Regions from separate parts of the Homo sapiens genome. Here region 1 is linked to region 2. A link is a loop called in an ENCODE intact Hi-C map of the cell type or tissue named here. Cell type or tissue: heart right ventricle. All regions are shown on one strand. Links, peaks and the distances in the headings refer to the core of each region. The heading gives the core; the rest is flanking DNA. Region 1 overlaps ASIC2 (acid sensing ion channel subunit 2). Region 2 has its middle 38 kb from the start of ASIC2-AS1.

Region 1 (8,332 bases), core at 288-8,287, 470 kb after region 2:
ACCCTGGGAAATGCATGTAGGAGAGCTGTGACCCAGGAGCTGACATGGGCTGAGTGGAGGGGAGGGAACTGACCCAAGGCCATGTGGCCAATGGTGATGGAGCTCCTTGAACCTGCTAATGGCGTGGCATGAAATGTGTTGAGAATTCCCCCTGCCCGCCCTACATCACGCCCTAAAATAAAAGCAACCGTGTAACAAGTTGCAAGCCTGCAAAAGGCTTTTCTTCCCATGCCGTGGCATAATTGATCACACCCATTTCTCATCAGGGTCAATAAATAGGACATCTTACCCCAGTTTTTATATCTGAGTGATGGTTTATGAGCCAAGTGACTGAAGTCTAAATAACGAAGCTGTGTTTACTTGATAAATGAAGTGCTGGAACGCCCGAGACGCCACATTTGCTAAACCTGCACCATAAGCTTTTCTCTAATGATAAATTCTCTCTGGTGTCAGGCAAAGCTGAGAGCCACATGCACCCCCAAGGACAGTCTTCTGAAGAATTGTGGCTCACACACAGGAAAAACTCTGAGTATTGATTTCCCTCACATGACTGCACAATGTTAGTGGTAAAATCATAGAATCCTGGGATGCTGAAACCGGAAAAGCCCTTAGAGGCAGGCCATCAAGGACTATCACTTGCTAAGCAAGCTCCCAATTTTACCTATGGGGAAACTGAGGCCCAGGGAGGGAAAGCTACCTTGGTAACTGGTTTGGCAGCGACAGAGTCCAGAAGTCTAGTCATTTGAGCCCCAGATTTGGGCCAGCCCTGGGAAAGAGTAATCAGTCACCTACCTACCTCCCCAAAAAGCTTAAAGGCTGGCAGGAGATGGGCATGTCAGGCAATAAATACAATGTGGTGTTGCAGGTGCTGGGATAAAACTCAGGCTGAACACCAAGATCCAAAAGCAGAGGGAATGGGTGGAGAAGGCATCTTGGCAGAAGGGCACAAACTGAGCCTTGAAAGCTGGGTAGATGGTTGCAGGCTGACAAGCAGAAAGAACAATCCTGGCAGGGATACAGGAGAGCAAAGGTAGGTGCGGCATTGTGGTGAAAGGGAAGGAGATGATGCATTTATTCTGGATTATGTTTGAAGTGTTAGATGGCTAAGTATTAAAAGCATCCAGATTAAATCCTTAGCAATCAGAAACGCTTGCTTCACTAGATTTTGCTAACTGCCAGTCATGTTGAACTGAATTAATATGTCCCTTTTTGTGAAACTATTAAGGTAAATAATTAACAATAAAGCTTCCTCTTATAAAGGAAAAAAAAGAGTAAAGGCAGAGTGGCTACAAGAGCCTGATGGTTTGCAGGAAGATGAGACTGGAGGTAGGAAGGCCCATCAGAGAGGGTCTTCTGAAGAAAAGGATTTTGGATTTTACCAGAGAGGATGATGATATAATTGAGTCTGCATTTTAGTAAGATCAGGTGGGGGTCAGATTGGAGGAGGGTATACACGAGACAAAGGCCAGTTAAGAAGCTCTTGCAACAGTCCTGGAGAGAAATGATTAGCCTCAACTTAGAGAAGAAGGGATGCTTACATTGACTTGGGAAAATGGAATCTGTAGGTCCTTTTCACACCTCCAGTGGAGGCTAAGGGAGAAGGAAAAGGGGCCAAGGTCCTTTTTAAAAGAGACTGTGTTCTTCCCTCCAACTCCCAAAAAGAATAATTTTTCAGGTCTAAAAATTAAGAATCCATGCAGTTAGTGCTCTTCAAGTTATAAGCTAAATTCCCATACAACAGATATCAGAGGTGAATTGCAATGTGCTATGTAGTTAATAGAAGCCATCATGCTAACTCAGAACAGACGGCCGCCTGGGATTTTCTTGAGTTGGATAATTTGAGTTCTGTTAAATAAAGTATTGTTTACTAATAAAACTAATAAAAAATTGCCTGTATTAGGCAGGGGAGGCTAACTGTTGTGACAATCAACCCTTAAATCTGAGTGGTTTAACACTAATACAATAAGAATGTGTTTCTCACTCACATTGCAATCCAATGCAGTTGGCATTTGGGCGGTTCTCCATGCTGCCATTCAGGGACCCAGCCTTCTCTCAACTGGTGTCTCTGTCCTCCTGTAGGTTTTCAGGCTCATCTCTCTTTAGCTATCAACTGGTAAAAGAGAGAGCACATCTACTCAGTCAGGGGATCCCACATCACTTCTATTTTACCGCATCTCAATGGTGAGAACTAGTCACGTGCCTCTCCTAGATTCAAGGAGAGCTGGGAAAAGCAGTCAGCCTAGGAAGAAGGTGAGAATTCCAATACTGGAGAACTGCCCTAGTTTATCTGTGCAGTGAACTCACTGTTAGCACATGGCATTTTCTTACTGAAGATGTTCTGGATACCCGCTAGAGCTCAGTGGGCACGATTTGCCTAGCCACCCCCGACCCAAAGACCCCAACAAGCAGGGACCTCATACCCTGGAGGTCACTGGGTAGAGGCTGTATCCATCATCCTGTCCTCTGCCCTATCTATCCTGAAGAGAGAGTTTTATCCTCCACCTGCCAAGCTCCTCAATGCCAGGAGCTTCCTGTTCTCCACATGCTCCTCCTAATAGATGGCTCTTCCCTCTCGCATCGACAGGAGACAGAGGCTCTAAGGCAGTTGTCAAGAATTACTGCAGCCCAGAGAAAGGACGGGGAGAATGACAGTGATTCATCAAGAAGACTTATAAGCTGATTGGGCAACTCATGATCAAAGCTGTTTAGCTACCCAAAGGGATAGCAGGATAAATTACAGCCAGAAGAATTAACAATTTTGTAATTGGCATCTTACATTGTGAAGGCTCATTCCAGTCACCTGTCACTGAGCTTTTAAAGTTTAGGGGAAAGCATTTGGCGGTGCCTGACTCTGTGTGTTCATATCTTGCTTTCAACAACTGAAGGATGGGTTTCTGAGAACAAGGGTGAGATACGTATTTATAAATGAAATCTTTTCCATGGGTTCCTCTTTCAGACCTATTTTTTCTGCAGTCCCATTTGGTTTCTAGCAGTCAGTGGCTCCCAGCACTGGCTTTCCATAATGTGGGCTTTGCTCTTTTTCTCTTCCCGCTACCATCACCGTCAAGTAGCTAATGATTCGTAAACAGGCATGGCAGCTTGCACATGTAGCTGCCACTTAAAGGGCCCTGGATAAACCCTTTGTGAAAATCATGGATCCTTGAATAATTGAAATAATGTCTGCCCTGACCCAAGGTTGGGTGAATTTCACAGACTGGATTTTCTTAAGGCAGACAAAATTTTTCTGTCCTCTTTTGCCAATGAGGATCTCTGCTATATTGACTGCCTTCTATATGTCATATAGGCAGTGCGCTAGATTCTGTTCTTATATCTCATAAAACCCCTCCAAGATGAAGAATGGTATTCCTATTTCACACAGAGGTAACTGATACTCAAAGAAGTTCACTAACTTGCCCGAGGTCACCAAGCTAGCAGGTGGCAAGGATGAATTTCAAGCTTAGGACATCTGACTCCAACCTCAACTCAGTCCCCAGATGAGGTGCTTGCCTACAGGAGTCTCAAGAAGATGCCAGGGAGTAAATCAGCTTATTAATATTTTGTAAAGCTTCCAGGAAATGACAAAACTTGAATTCACAGGGCTGTGAATATTGTGATAGTCAATTCAGGGGTCTAGCTTGCAGTGTATGGGATCATATTCTTCCTCACACAGTAACCCAGAAAGAGAGCTGGGCAGGGCACAGGATTGGGAGACAGCTGGTTCAGTGTGCGGTAGGACCAGGATTCAAAAGACTTGGGTTCTCATTCAAACTGTACCTCTGACCTGCTAAATTATTTCTAGAAAATCACTTTGCCTTTGCGAGTCTGTCTTCAATCTGTAAAATGGTGATGATATGCCTGTCCTCCACTGAAAGGGAAAGAGACCCTTGGCAAAGCATCCTGAGACATACAGAAATCTCTCAATGGGTCTCTGAAAAGAAGGTCTATCCAGGGGCAATGGGCACCATCTGGTATTAGACAAGGAGGGGTACCTTGGTATGGGACTATAGGATAGTAGTGCAGGGCTTCAACATTAGACTGTTGAAATCTAAATTCTGACTCCATGACTAGCCAACAATGAGACCATGAGCAAGTTTCTTCATGTCTCCATCTTAATTTCTTCATCTGCATAGCAGGGATAACAATAGTACCTACCTCATACCTAATCTATGCAAAGCACCAGGACCAGAGGGTGTCAGTCCAACCTTCCCTGCACCCCTACCCTCCCACACTTTCTCATGGTGTTTCCACATGCCAGTCTCCCCACCACCAAGCAGGAGGGCCATGGTCCATGGAACAATCTCAAGTAGCCAGGCTTGAATGAAGGTTATTTGTTCCTCTTTGAAAAGTGAGCACCCGGGATTTCCTCATGGTCTAACAGTTTGCATCTGCTCATCTATGATGTTACAGACTTGCAGGGGATGTTTCACTTCAAAGACCACTTCATCAGAGCAGCAGGAAAGACATCTGAGCATTTTGTAGTTAAAGTCAATATTGCTTACGATTTCTTCCAGTGCTCTTTCCAATGCCCCTGAGTTAGGGAAGAGGGAAGTGGGATAGGCAACCTAATATTTTTGAGCACAGACTATATGGCAGACCCTATACATGCAATAAAGACACTGAGGCCTATAGAGAGGATGTCACAGGCCATGGTCATCCAGAGCCAGGATTTGATACTGAGGCTGACTGATCCCAATCCAGACCATGGTCTCTTGAGCATACAAGAGAAGGGATGCCGCCAATACGTTTTGTCAACCAAACTTGCCCTCTGTTACTACGTCTCCAGCATAGAGGTGTGTTTTGAGAGGCGAGTGGGAGCTGAGGAATGGCCTCTCAGTTTAGATCTGAGATCTGAAAAAATTTCCCAGCGGCCACGTTCAGGTATAAAGAAAACCTCAGCAGAAGGCTCAGCAGGTTACATCGTCTCAGTTGAAGTTCCTGAGGTGGGGCTCAGGTCTTCCGTTGAGGTCTTCCTCAGGCTGAGCAGGCTTACCCGATAGCATTTTCTTTCCTAACATTCCCATCTGGTTCAAAAAGCCTTGCCCTGATCCTTGGGACCACTAGGAGGCAACAGTGAGCAGGAGACAGATAGTCCAGTGGCACAAAAGAGCACAGGCATGAGGAGTCTCTTTCCCCTTCCTCCCTTCCCTGTCCCACCCACCTTGCCATAATTCCAAAATGGTGAGGGGCATGGGGGATTTCTCTTGGTGCAGTCCTGGGGAAGAGGAGCACACTTTGGAGCGCCTGTTTTATGCAAAATGCTGCGGTAGATGCTTCAGTCTATATGTTAATCTCATTTAAAACTCCCTGTAACCCTGTAATGTAAAGCTAAGTATTCCCATTATACAGATGAGGAAACCGAGGCTCAACAGCATTTGTAAAACTTACCCATGGTCTACAGGCAATAATAACAACAGCTGCCATTGACTGAGCACCAGCTGTGTTCCAGGCACTGTACTGAGCCGTTTGCAATCATGAGTCCATTTGCTGTGTATCTCATCAAATCTAAGGTAACAACTCCAACTGTAAGGGTCAATATTATTTCATGTGACAGTAGGAAAGAAAAACACTACTAATTAAACTAAACACAATGCTAAGAGGCCATTAATGGTAAGATGTTATAGACATGTTAGGATATAGAAAATTATGCATCTTAAAATGATGAAACATAGAAATTCTCAAACAGTGAGATATGAGCTGTTATTCCCAGCTTATAGACAGGGAAACTGGGCCAATAAATGAGACAGCCAGCCCCAAACTGTCTACCTTTGGCACACAGCTAAGTCTTTTAGCCACACCATGCTACTCCCAAATATTGACAAAGAAGTCACTGTGTTCCATTGTGCCGACACTCTCCTAGGACATTCCATTCAGTCTGAACAGCAAATCTGTGGGGCCGTACTGCTGTCTCCCTTCTACAGACAAAGGGACAGCTGAGAATTAGAATCCAGACCTGCCTAATACCAAAGTCCACGCTCTTTTCACAACATGGTACACCATCTGCCCCTTCCTGCCTCTGTGATCCCCAAATGATCTCTTCTGGAAGCCCACATGGCATCCTGTGTGGACACTGATGTCACTTGGTTGAGCCCCTGATGAAAAGGTAAGAGTGCATGTCCTTCTTGGGGACCAGCAAGGAGGTCAGGGAAACCTGGAAGAAAATAATACGTAGGACCAGACCCTCTCTATCAGGTGAAATTGACAGGGAATCCACTCTCTGCAGCCACACCCCAAAGTCCAGGCAGACAGGGAGACCCCCGTACCAGGGACAAAGATCCAAACCCAACCTGGAACTCCAGGCCCTGGGATGGGCCCACAGGACCCAGGGAGAACTCCCATCCAGGGAGTGCTAGGGAAACTAGTCAGGTTTTTAAGGCCCAGGGCTCCAGACCTGGAGCAGATTTCAAGGACTCAACTGCACCACCTGTGTAATCTGTAGCAGATGACGTGGTCTCTCTTGACTGAATTTCCTCTTCTGGAAAATGAGAGTAATAACCATAACATGCATTAGGACATACAAGGCCCATCCAGAAATTAAGCCCCTTACCTGGATTTTACTATCAAAATTCTTCCTAGCTGTAGGTTGATCTTGAGAGATACGTTCAAGTGTGAGCTCGCTGGCCATCCCCAGTTTCCTAAGGCATGATCCTCAGAGACGAGAGGCCCTAGTGAGCAGTGATCAAGAAGCTATGGGGCTTTACTGGTTCACAAACTGAAGTGTGCCTGTCCATGAGAGAGATGAGAGATTCTTAGTCAGCTCGAGGTGCCATAGCAAAATGCCACAGGTTGAGTGCCTTAAAAAACAGACACTTACCTTCTCTTATTTCTGGAGGCTGAAAGTCTGAGATCAGGGTGCCAGAGTTAGTTTCTGGTGAGGACTCTCTTCCAGGCTTGCAAACAGCCACCTTCTTGCTGTGTCCTCAAATGGCCTTTCCTCAGTGCTCACGTGGAGAGAGAAAGAGCTCTGCTATGTCTTCCTCTTCAACAGACACCAGGGACTCCAACCTTATCATCTTGCTTAACCTTAATTACCTCCTTAAAGGATCTGTCTCCAAAAATTGTCACACTGGGGGTAAGGGCTTCAATATATGAATTTTGGGGAGGAGAGACAGACAATTCAGTCCATCACAAATAAAAATGACTTTGAACTCCTGAGGTAGATGGTATATTTATCTTTCCATCGCAGTCCTTCCTAATTGTCAAAGCATTCAAGATTACATCTAGGAAGGGCAGCATCTGCCCAATTCCCATTCAAAGTTTTCATGATGTACCCCAGAGACTTTAAAACCAATGCTGGCTAGAGCACTGGCTCAATCATATACAACTGAAATCATTTAGTGGAAAAGAAAGCCTCAGCCATATACAACTGAAATCATTTAGTGGAAATGAAAGTACTTTACTTGCTGTAAAGTAAGGCCAGGCATAGTGGCTCATGCCTGTAATCCCAGCACTTTGGGAGGCTGAGGTGGGAGAATTGCTTGAGCCCAGGAATTCGAGACCAGCCTGAGCAACATAGTGAGACCCTGTCTCTACAAAAAATAACAAAATTAGACAGGCATGGGTGACATGTGCCTGTAGTCCTAGCTACCTCAGAGGCTGAGGTGGGAGGGTTGCTTGAGCCTAGGAGACAGAGGGTACAGTGAGCTATGATGGTGCTGCTGCACTACAGCCTGGGTGACAGAGAGACCCTGTCTCTAAAAAAAAACAAAAAGTGGGGGGAGGGATCTGTAAAGTAGCTCCGCCCCATGTGAGACATGTGCCCCAGTATGCCAAGGATTGCAGCATTTCTAGGGATGAGGACAGGGAATTCACCCTCAACTCTGAGAGGGAAGGGGGTCAAGAACATAAAGTTTGGATCCCAGATTTCACCCTGGCAGAATCCCATAAAAGCCACACATGTTTTATGCCTGTAAGCATCCACTATTCCCCCACTGAAAAGATCCAGGAAGAGGACAATAAAAGATGAATTTTATGGCAACTGCTTGGTGTGCACAGAGCTTCCTGCGAGGCCATCTCAGGCGCTGAGGGATGCAGCAGAGCCTTAATCATGCGGCATCACGAGTGCAGGGAAGAAACTCATCCAGCTCTTGAGCCTGGGCTCCGGGGTTGGTTCTGCCCTGTGGGCCCCCTGCCCCTGCAGTAGTGTCCCAAAGGAAGAAGGTGACTGGGGCTCATTCTGACGACTCTGCCCGGCCTCCAGCGGCCTCCCTGGTGGAGTGTTGGGCGTGGAGTTGTCAATCTGCTGCAGCTGCCACTCAAGGGAGAATTATCAGTGAGGATTAACTGAGGCTGCACACACACAGACCCTGACATGTTGCCACCCATGCAGGGGCTC
Region 2 (8,332 bases), core at 302-8,301:
GGTGGAGGGACTCAAACTGGGGACCTCATTCTCGTGAGCAGCAGCATGACCCAACTCAGCTAAGCTGCCACACCAAGCCAGCACCTCCCCACCATCCTCGTTAGCCATATGCATATACACCTAACAAGCTGTGACACCCCCTCCCAGTGCACACCTCCGAATGAGTCTACACTTCACCCAGAACATACAGAAACAATACTGGTAAAAGACCACCTTTCTTGTTTTACATAAATTCTCATTTCCATCATACCTGTATGGGGAGAACTCATTCTCTCAACTCCAATCAAAGAGACCAAGCTCCCACTTCTGGTTCACAATTTGCTGGCTATGCAATCTTGGGCAAGTCAGCCAATCTCTCAGAGGCTTCATTTCCTCCTCTGTGAAATGGGAATAATAATACTTACCCTGACGATGTACTGGGAAGGCTAAAAAGGGGATTCTATGCACAGTGTCTCTATATAAGGAACCCAACAACGGTATATCAGCACATTCTGACTGGAGGGCAAAGAATTTGGAGGCAGGGATTAGCAAGAACTGGGCAGAATCTCAGAGGCTGAGCCTGGGGATGGTGAGAGAAACTCCTGAGCCCAGCCAGACTAGGACACCAGCATTGGCCCAGGGGCATGCTGAGTTGCTCCTGAAAGTGAAAGATACCTGCTCAAAGCTGAGAGGAGCTGGAGAAGGTTGAGGCTGACCCCTGAGTGTATGACTGAAAGAGACAAGAAGGCCCAGGGGTCATCCGAAGAGTTGATTTAGAGCAAGATTAGATCAATTTCCTGAGGCTATGCTATGGATGAGAACTGCATGGAGACAGCACTTACATCATGAGAGCAGGAACTTCCCCTCCGTCCCAGCTGTTCTGAGATTGCAGCCCAGTGAAGGGTGAGCTTCCCCTCCCTGGAGCTACATCAGCCGTGAGTAGATGACTAGTTGGTAGAGTGAGCACAGAGGGCCTTTCCAAGCACAGAGACAGAGCACAGAACTGGGTGTCTTCGAGATTATTTATAACAACGGGAAAGTGTCATTTTCTGAGTCAGTGTTCACATGGGAAGGGGAACCTGCCAGAAGCCAAGCCCTGTGCTAGGAGCCAGGAATGCATTATGCTACTTAAACCTCTAAGCAACCCTCTGCAGGAGGTTTTATGATCCTAGCCGGGCACAGTGGTTCACGCCTGCAATCCCAGTACTTTGGGAGTCCCGGTGGGTGGATCACTTGAGGCCAGGAGTTCGAGACTAGCCTGGGCAATATGGTGAAACTCCATCTCTACTATAAATACAAAACAATTAGCTGGATGTGGTGGTAGGTGCCTGTAATTCCAGCTACTCGGGAGGCTGAGGCACGAGAATTGCTTAAATCTGGGAGTAGGAGGTTGCAGTGAGCCCAGATGGTGTCACTGCACTCCAGCCTGGGCAACAGAGTGAGACTCCATCTCAAAAAGTAAATACATAAAAAATAAAGATGGCTTTGTGATCCTCATTTTAGAAATCAAGAAACAAAGTTTCAGAGGGGCTGAGTACTTTACCAAGATGACAAAGACAGTGAGTCCATTGCTGGAATTTGACCTCAGAACTAGGGTCCTTCATCACAGAACGAAGAGAAAAGAGAAGGGTCTTTTCCTTAAGACAGAAGAATCTGCAAAAAGAAGATTGAGGCCCAGCTCAGAAGATGGGTGTCCTGACACTTCTTGTCACCCACTTGCTGTGTAGATCACTTTCCTTCCTGCAACCTGGCTTGATCATGTGCTGATCTCTCTTGGGCTTGCGGTGGGTGGGGTAGGGGGAGCCAGGGGTTGCCCTGGCCTTTGTTCTGGGCAGCCCCAGGACTGCACGGTGCAGAGCGGGAGGCAGTTTTCAGGGATATTGCGATGCCACACGGCTTCAGTGTCTGTGTCTGCACTGGAGGTGGCGCTCTCGTGTGTCTGTTCTTGTGGGAATTCATGGCACCGCAAATAAAACTAACACTTGGATTTTCAAAACACTTGGATTTTCAAAGTTATAATCTAGGGCAGACAAGAATTCTTATTCCACAGATGAGAAAACTGAAAATCTCAATGAAAGAAACTGATAGTCACTGAGTCCTGTGAGGGACTCTTTACTGCGTCCTCTCACTTAGCACCCAAGGCAATTCTGGGAGACGGGAATTACTGTTCCTATTTCACAGATGAGGAAACAGAGGGTCAGAGAAGTTTAGTGAGTTGCTCAAAGTCAAAGAACTAGAAAGGGGCAGGATTCCAACCATGGTCAGAACTACTGCCAAGCCGCTGCCCCTACAAAGACACCTCAGGGCCCCCCACAGGTGGGCCTCAGCCCACAGCAGGAGCCGGTGGGCCTTCAGCTCACTCCTGCAGGGAAGACTCGGTTTCTCAGAGGAGTCCGAATGCTCTGCAAATGTAGGCCTTCAGGAACGGGGGAAATAATTCATTGACCCTTTAAGATTCAATATCATATTAGCAGGAGCTAGAATGGGGAGCAGATAGGACTGGAGGTTTGGGGGGCTGGTGGGGAGCCCACGAGGGGGTACTGAGCAGAGGGCACAAGGCTGCCTGGTAGGGACAGCAGTGACAGGAAGGAGTGGGGGGACTGACAAAGAAGTGCCATGGGTCAGAATTTTGCCATCCCTGACCCTTCCTGACAGGATGCTCCTCTATGCAGCCCCGGAACCCACCCAGCCAGCTGGCTTTGCTCAGCTATCCCATAGGCCAGGCAGCGGCTGCCCAGCAGAGGGCCCCCTAGCCCTGGCTGAACCACACTGCCCGCAGTTGCCAGAGGGCCTCCCTGCCCGCCTAGGTGCCAGGTGATGGGGGAAGGGGCCTGCCTGCCATGCACACCCAGAGGAACAGCCTGGGTCCCCTCTTGTCAGGTGTCTTCAGAGGCCCCACATCAGGGTTCTGAGGAGCGGGGATGAGGTTTTGCAAGGTATGGCCTTTGAGGGTAGATGATGACCGTGGGGCATGAATGCTGGGCTCCAGTCCTAGCAGTGCCATCAGGTTACGTGACTTGAGCAATTCCTTCCCCTCCCAGAACTCAAATCCACCCGCACTGTAGACTAGAAGATTCTCAACAGTCCCTCCAGCTCTGCCAGTCGGATCCAACATCTTCCTTGCCCATCTCTGCCAGACTCTCAGCAGGCTCTCACGGGACCCCAGCTGGGCTGTGCACCCTGCTCTGTGTACCCACTGGGAGAGACTGACTCCTTGGTCATGTGGCTACTTCTGTCTCCAGGACTTCGGGGGCGTTGGCCGCATCAGAACTGGGCCATCCCTGCCCTACAGTCACCATGGCTGCTGTACCTCTTGTGTCCCTGTGTGCCACACTCAGAGTGAATAACTGTCAGCAAGGCTGGCCCCGAGTGGCAGGCGCATTATCCAGGGGCCCTCTTTACCTCCCACCTCCCCCTGCAGAGCCAAATAATTCATTCAATTTCAGCTAATTTGCATCCTTCAAAAGATACCCCTTGGCCGACGACAGTGTTGAGCCCCTGCTTACCCAGCTCCAGAGGCCTTTATTTGCTACTTCTCCCGCAAGAGGCAAAGTGCTGTGTGGACCCAGCCCAGCCTGAGTCCCAAGTCCCGAGACCTAATCTGCCAGTTCGCCACGAGACTGCCTTGAGGTTATTGAACCTTGTCTGTAGAATTCCTGCCTGCCTGTTATGAAATAATAATAATAATTATTATTATTCAGACTCCTGGCTGCCATAAGCCAGCAATGCCAACATCAGTACCTTCTCTTCGAAGTTTTTGCTTTTCCAAAGTAGTCCAACATGATTCCAGCACCCACACACCCAGGCAGGTGAGGCAAGCATCCCCTAGCCTGCTGGTTCCACAGGCTTAACCCCAGGGCCTGAATGTCAATTTCAAAATACCCTTTGTCATTTCCCCCTGGGGAAGAGGCAGATTCCCAGAAACAGAACTCCCTGCTATCTCAGAACTCCAAGACAGGAACACAGGTGAGGCCCAGGGATACATTTGCTGTGAAGCAAATAAAGTTTTAAGCTTTGGGGCCGCTCACTTGCTCCTCCACCCTTCATAGCCCCAAGAGGGGCCCTGTCCGTGGGTAAGGGGATCAGCCAGACTGTGGGCTCACTGCCGCCCTCTCGTGGTCTCTCTCCAAACTGTCCCTCCTGAGGCTCCTTGTGTGCTGAACATTGCTGGGCACCAAATTAATACGACTGTACTGGACTGGGTGATTAATCCCAGGTGGCCATTCACCAAACTATCCTTCCAGCTCCTCGTGTGTTGGACATAGTTAGGCATACTAATTAATACAACCTCCCAGTTAACCACTGGACCAGGTATTCCTCTGAGTAAATGCTAGAGCATGGTGTAGCTGTGACAAACACTGGCCAAAGAGCGTATGTTCTGCAGGTGCAGACACAAGAATGAATTCGCGAGTGATTTTCATGCTTCCCCACTGACCCTGTCTTTCTGTCCCGTATCCTTGTTCATTCCTTTCTGCCTGGACAGTGTTTCTTCAAGTAGAACAGCTATACTTCTAATCACAACAGGATTATTACCCTGTGACTACAATGCATTTATTAATGACCCTCCCCCAAATCTAACAGCCAAAGAGGCCCCTGGGGAGGGGCCACAATAAGCCAGAATTCTCGTTGCAAAGATACCCTCTGCTCATAATCAGCTCTTGGATGGTAGGAATAGCAAGGAATGGCAATAATTAACACATGAATGTTTAACAGCATTTGTTTCTCTGATTCCTGGGCTGTACTGAACAGTCATAAAAATTGTTTTCTCTCTGAAGCATAAAAAATGTTCTGAAATCACCTGGTGCATTCACAGATGTGCTGATTAACTGTGGCCTGGAATGTCACAGTGACCACGACCCAGGCTTTGCTCTTGGTCAGTTGAAGTTCCTGGCTCACTCTCGGTTACAGCAACCTGCGTGGGTGGCCTGAAGTGAGGTCAAGTTTGACAGACGGTCTAGCAGTGCCTGGGCACAGAGATTATTCCCACTCTCCTTAAAAAGACCTTCCTTAAGGAGGCCTCCTCCTCCTCCCTAAGGAAAGTGCTAAATCCAGTCCTTTCCAAGCCCAGTGGTGGTGATTAAGCTGCCTACCTGCTCAAAATGCAGCAGTTTTTCCATGACAGTGAGCCGAGACCCACTTGTGCGCTGATTAACATGGAGACTCCTGGACTCTACCCAGAGAGTCTGATCCCATGAACCTGGAAAGTGGCATAGAAATCCAGATTTGAATAAAGCATCCCAGATGGTTCAGGTGCATGTGTTTGCAAAGCCTAGGTAGAGAAATACGGGGGTCATAGCTCGTCAAATGTCAGAGCTCAAAAGCTGCCCCACAAGCCCGAGGCCAACTGTGTTTAAGGGGGTGCTCAGTGGAAAGAGAGGAAAGGAGAAGGGTAACAAGCTGGGCGGCTTCCAGCATTCCTCCCTCACTTCCACCAGAGCCGCTCTGCTTCTATTTGTATAACGGAAGGGCCAAGAGCAAGGCCTTATGGCCTCCCTCCATGAGTTCAAGTCACTTACAAGCCGTGTGACCTTGGGTAAGCTACTTCACCTCTCTGTGCTGTGGCTGCCTCCTCTGTAAAATGGGATGATGATTAAAAAGAGTAGTTATCGGCCCGGCGCGGTGGCTCACGCCTGTAATCCCAGCACTTTGGGAGGCCGAGGCGGGCGGATCACGAGGTCAGGAGATCGAGACCATCCTGGCCAACATGGTGAAACCCCGTCTCTACTGAAAATACAAAAAATTAGCTGGACGCAGTGGCGGGCGCCTGTAGTCCCAGCTACTCGGGAGGCTGAGGCAGGAGAATGGCGTGAACCCGGAAGGCGGAGCTTGCAGTGAGCCGAGATCACGCCACTGTACTCCAGCCTGGGTGACAGAGCGAGACTCCATCTCAAAAAAAAAAAAGAGTAGTTATCTCACAGGGCCACTGTGGGATTAAATCAGTTAATGTGTCCAAAGCATTTAAGAACAGCTTTAGGAACACACTAAGCATTTATTCTTGCATATTAGCTTTCATAATATTATCTCATATATTGTAATGAGGCAGTAACATTGTATTCACTTTATTTGTTGTAAGGTGTAATTTGGAAAATGAAGGTGCTATTGTTTTTTAAAAGCCTCATAAGTAGTGTATCAGTCCAACCAATTCATTTTATGGATGGGTAAACTGAGGCCCCAGGGAGAGAACAGCTGGTGGAGGCCACACGGCAAATGGAAGCAGGAAAGGAACCCACCCAGATCTGATGGAGCTTAGTGCTCATGGTGCCCCAGCCCACTGCACCTGCTGCCTCCCTCAGGAAGTCAGCTCCAGCTGATGGCAAGTTTGGCCTTGCCCCCTGCCACATCATGCAGGGGCTGGGACTCCACCAACCTTAGCCTTTTTCAGAGCCCACGTGGGCAGCATTTCTCAGTCTCTCCTTCGCCCGCACTTCCATTGGCTTCAAACGCCATGGCTATCAAAAATAAGCTCACATCCTGGAGGTATCTGTTTCTAGAGCTTACTCTTAGGTTTCAATTTCCAAATTTCTACAGAGTTCAGGCGTTATTGAGGAGCTCAGGACTGATAGCCAAGAGGACATTTTCTATTAGCCCTTCTCCAAAAAAATCAAAAAGAGGCCAGGATGACACTCATCTCTTGCACTGTTCCTGCACATCAGAGGGGCAAATAGATATTTGTGTTCAAGAGGATGATGATCAGAGGCTGGGATCAGGACTGGGTGCCCTCTCTGGACTTCCAGGCCAGCTCCCAGCATGCAGCCTGCGGTCGTTACACTCCAACACATGGTTCTTCCTCCTTGTGTAGTTCCCACCCACATTGCAACAGGCTTGGTCTAGGCGACCTATGAAGGAAGTGATTATTATGTATTTTATTTTATTTTTTTATTATGCTTTAAGTTTTAGGGTACATGTGCACAACGTGCAGGTTTGTTACATATGTATACATGTGCCATGTTGGTGTGCTGCACCCATTAACTCGTCATTTAACATTTGGTATATCTCCTAATGCTATCCCTCCCCCCTCCCCCAACCCCACAACAGGCCCCGGTGTGTGATGTTCCCCTTCCTGTATTATGCATTTTAAAAGACTGTGGCCTCTGGCTTGAGTGCTCTCTCACTTGTGTGCATTGACCCTCAGAGTAGATTCTCCAACCCCAGTTAAGTCTTCAAATACTGCAGCCCCCAGCTGGCATCTTGACTGCAACCTCACAAGAGACCTCGGCTAGAATCACTCCGCTAGGCTACTCCCAACTCCTGACCCACAGAAACCATTTGTTATAAATTGCTAAGGTGTAGGGTAATTTAATACGCAGCAAAAGGCCAGATGCCATGGCTCGCGCCTGTAATCCCAGCACTTTGGGAGGCCGAGGTGGGTCGATCACTTGAGGTCAGGAGTTTGAGACCAGCCTGGCCAACATGGTGAAACTCCATCTCTACTAAACATACAAAAACTAGCCAGGCATGGTGGTGCATGCCTGTAATCCCAGCTACGCAGGAGGCTGAGGCAGGAGAATCACTTGAACCTGGGAGACAGAGATTGCAGTGAGCTGAGATCGCGCCACTGCACTCCAGCCTGGGCAACAGAACGAGACTCTGTCTCAAAATAATAATAATAATATGCAGCAAAAGGTATAACTAAGATAGAGGTTATGAGGGTTTGAGAACCATTTCCCAAAGCAAAGAAACAACATCTAGAAGAAAAGAGAGGCTTCGTTAACTACCAGGGACCCTGAAAAGAAGGGATAAGATGTCCTCAGACCCATGCGGCACCGATACATTCTGATGTGTGAGGGTTTTGACAAAGGAGCCAGAGATGAAAATCTGGATCCTGCCCTAGGGCAGTCCATTGTCTATTGAAAAAGACAGACAGGAAACAGGAAATCAAACCCAGTGTAATAAGAGCACAACACCTAGCCCAGGCATGGGAGGGAGGAGGGTGGTCAGGCAAAGTGTCCCAGAGACAGGGACTCCTGATCCATTTACAGGCACTGAGTACTAAGCCAGGCACCTCCAAGGAGACAAAATAGATAAAGCCAAATCCCTGATGTCAGCGAGCTCACATCAGTTCCCAACACCAGTTGTTCCGTTGTACCCAACACCAGTTGCACACTAGACTTACCTGGAAGTGTTAATAGCACTAATAAAATTCCCAATGTCCAGGGTCCACTCCAGACCAATGAAATCAAAACTTCTGCCTGAATATCGGCATTTTCAAGTCTTTCTAGGAGAATCTAATGTGTAGTTAGGTTGAGTGCCATTACTGTAACTGAAGGAGCAACAACAGCATCACCACCCCTCCTCCATACACACACACACACACACACACTCACACTCACAAACACACTTACAAACACACATT

What was found. Peaks named below come from ENCODE experiments on the same cell type or tissue, not always from the same donor. Only the 100,000 strongest peaks of a DNase experiment are listed, where the experiment ranks them.
Region 1: a loop joins it to region 2, with 2.9 times the contacts of the local background. A loop is called at or near these places in 2 of 110 quality-filtered maps.

What each region holds. Positions count from the first base shown.
Region 1 is chr17:33,046,719-33,055,050 of GRCh38, reverse strand. All of the region lies in intron 3 of ASIC2 (acid sensing ion channel subunit 2), which reads left to right. Among named protein-coding and RNA genes, the nearest start is that of SPACA3, 59 kb to the right of the region's middle. In heart right ventricle, for the core only: a CTCF peak has its summit at 5,061 (motif pointing right); a DNase peak (open chromatin) is centred at 5,054; H3K27me3 peaks cover 750 bases.
Region 2 is chr17:33,516,375-33,524,706 of GRCh38, reverse strand. It overlaps a transcript of ASIC2 not described here. Among named protein-coding and RNA genes, the nearest start is that of ASIC2-AS1, 38 kb to the left of the region's middle. In heart right ventricle, for the core only: CTCF peaks have their summits at 2,712 (motif pointing right), 3,887 and 4,095 (motif pointing left); DNase peaks (open chromatin) are centred at 955, 2,825 and 4,096.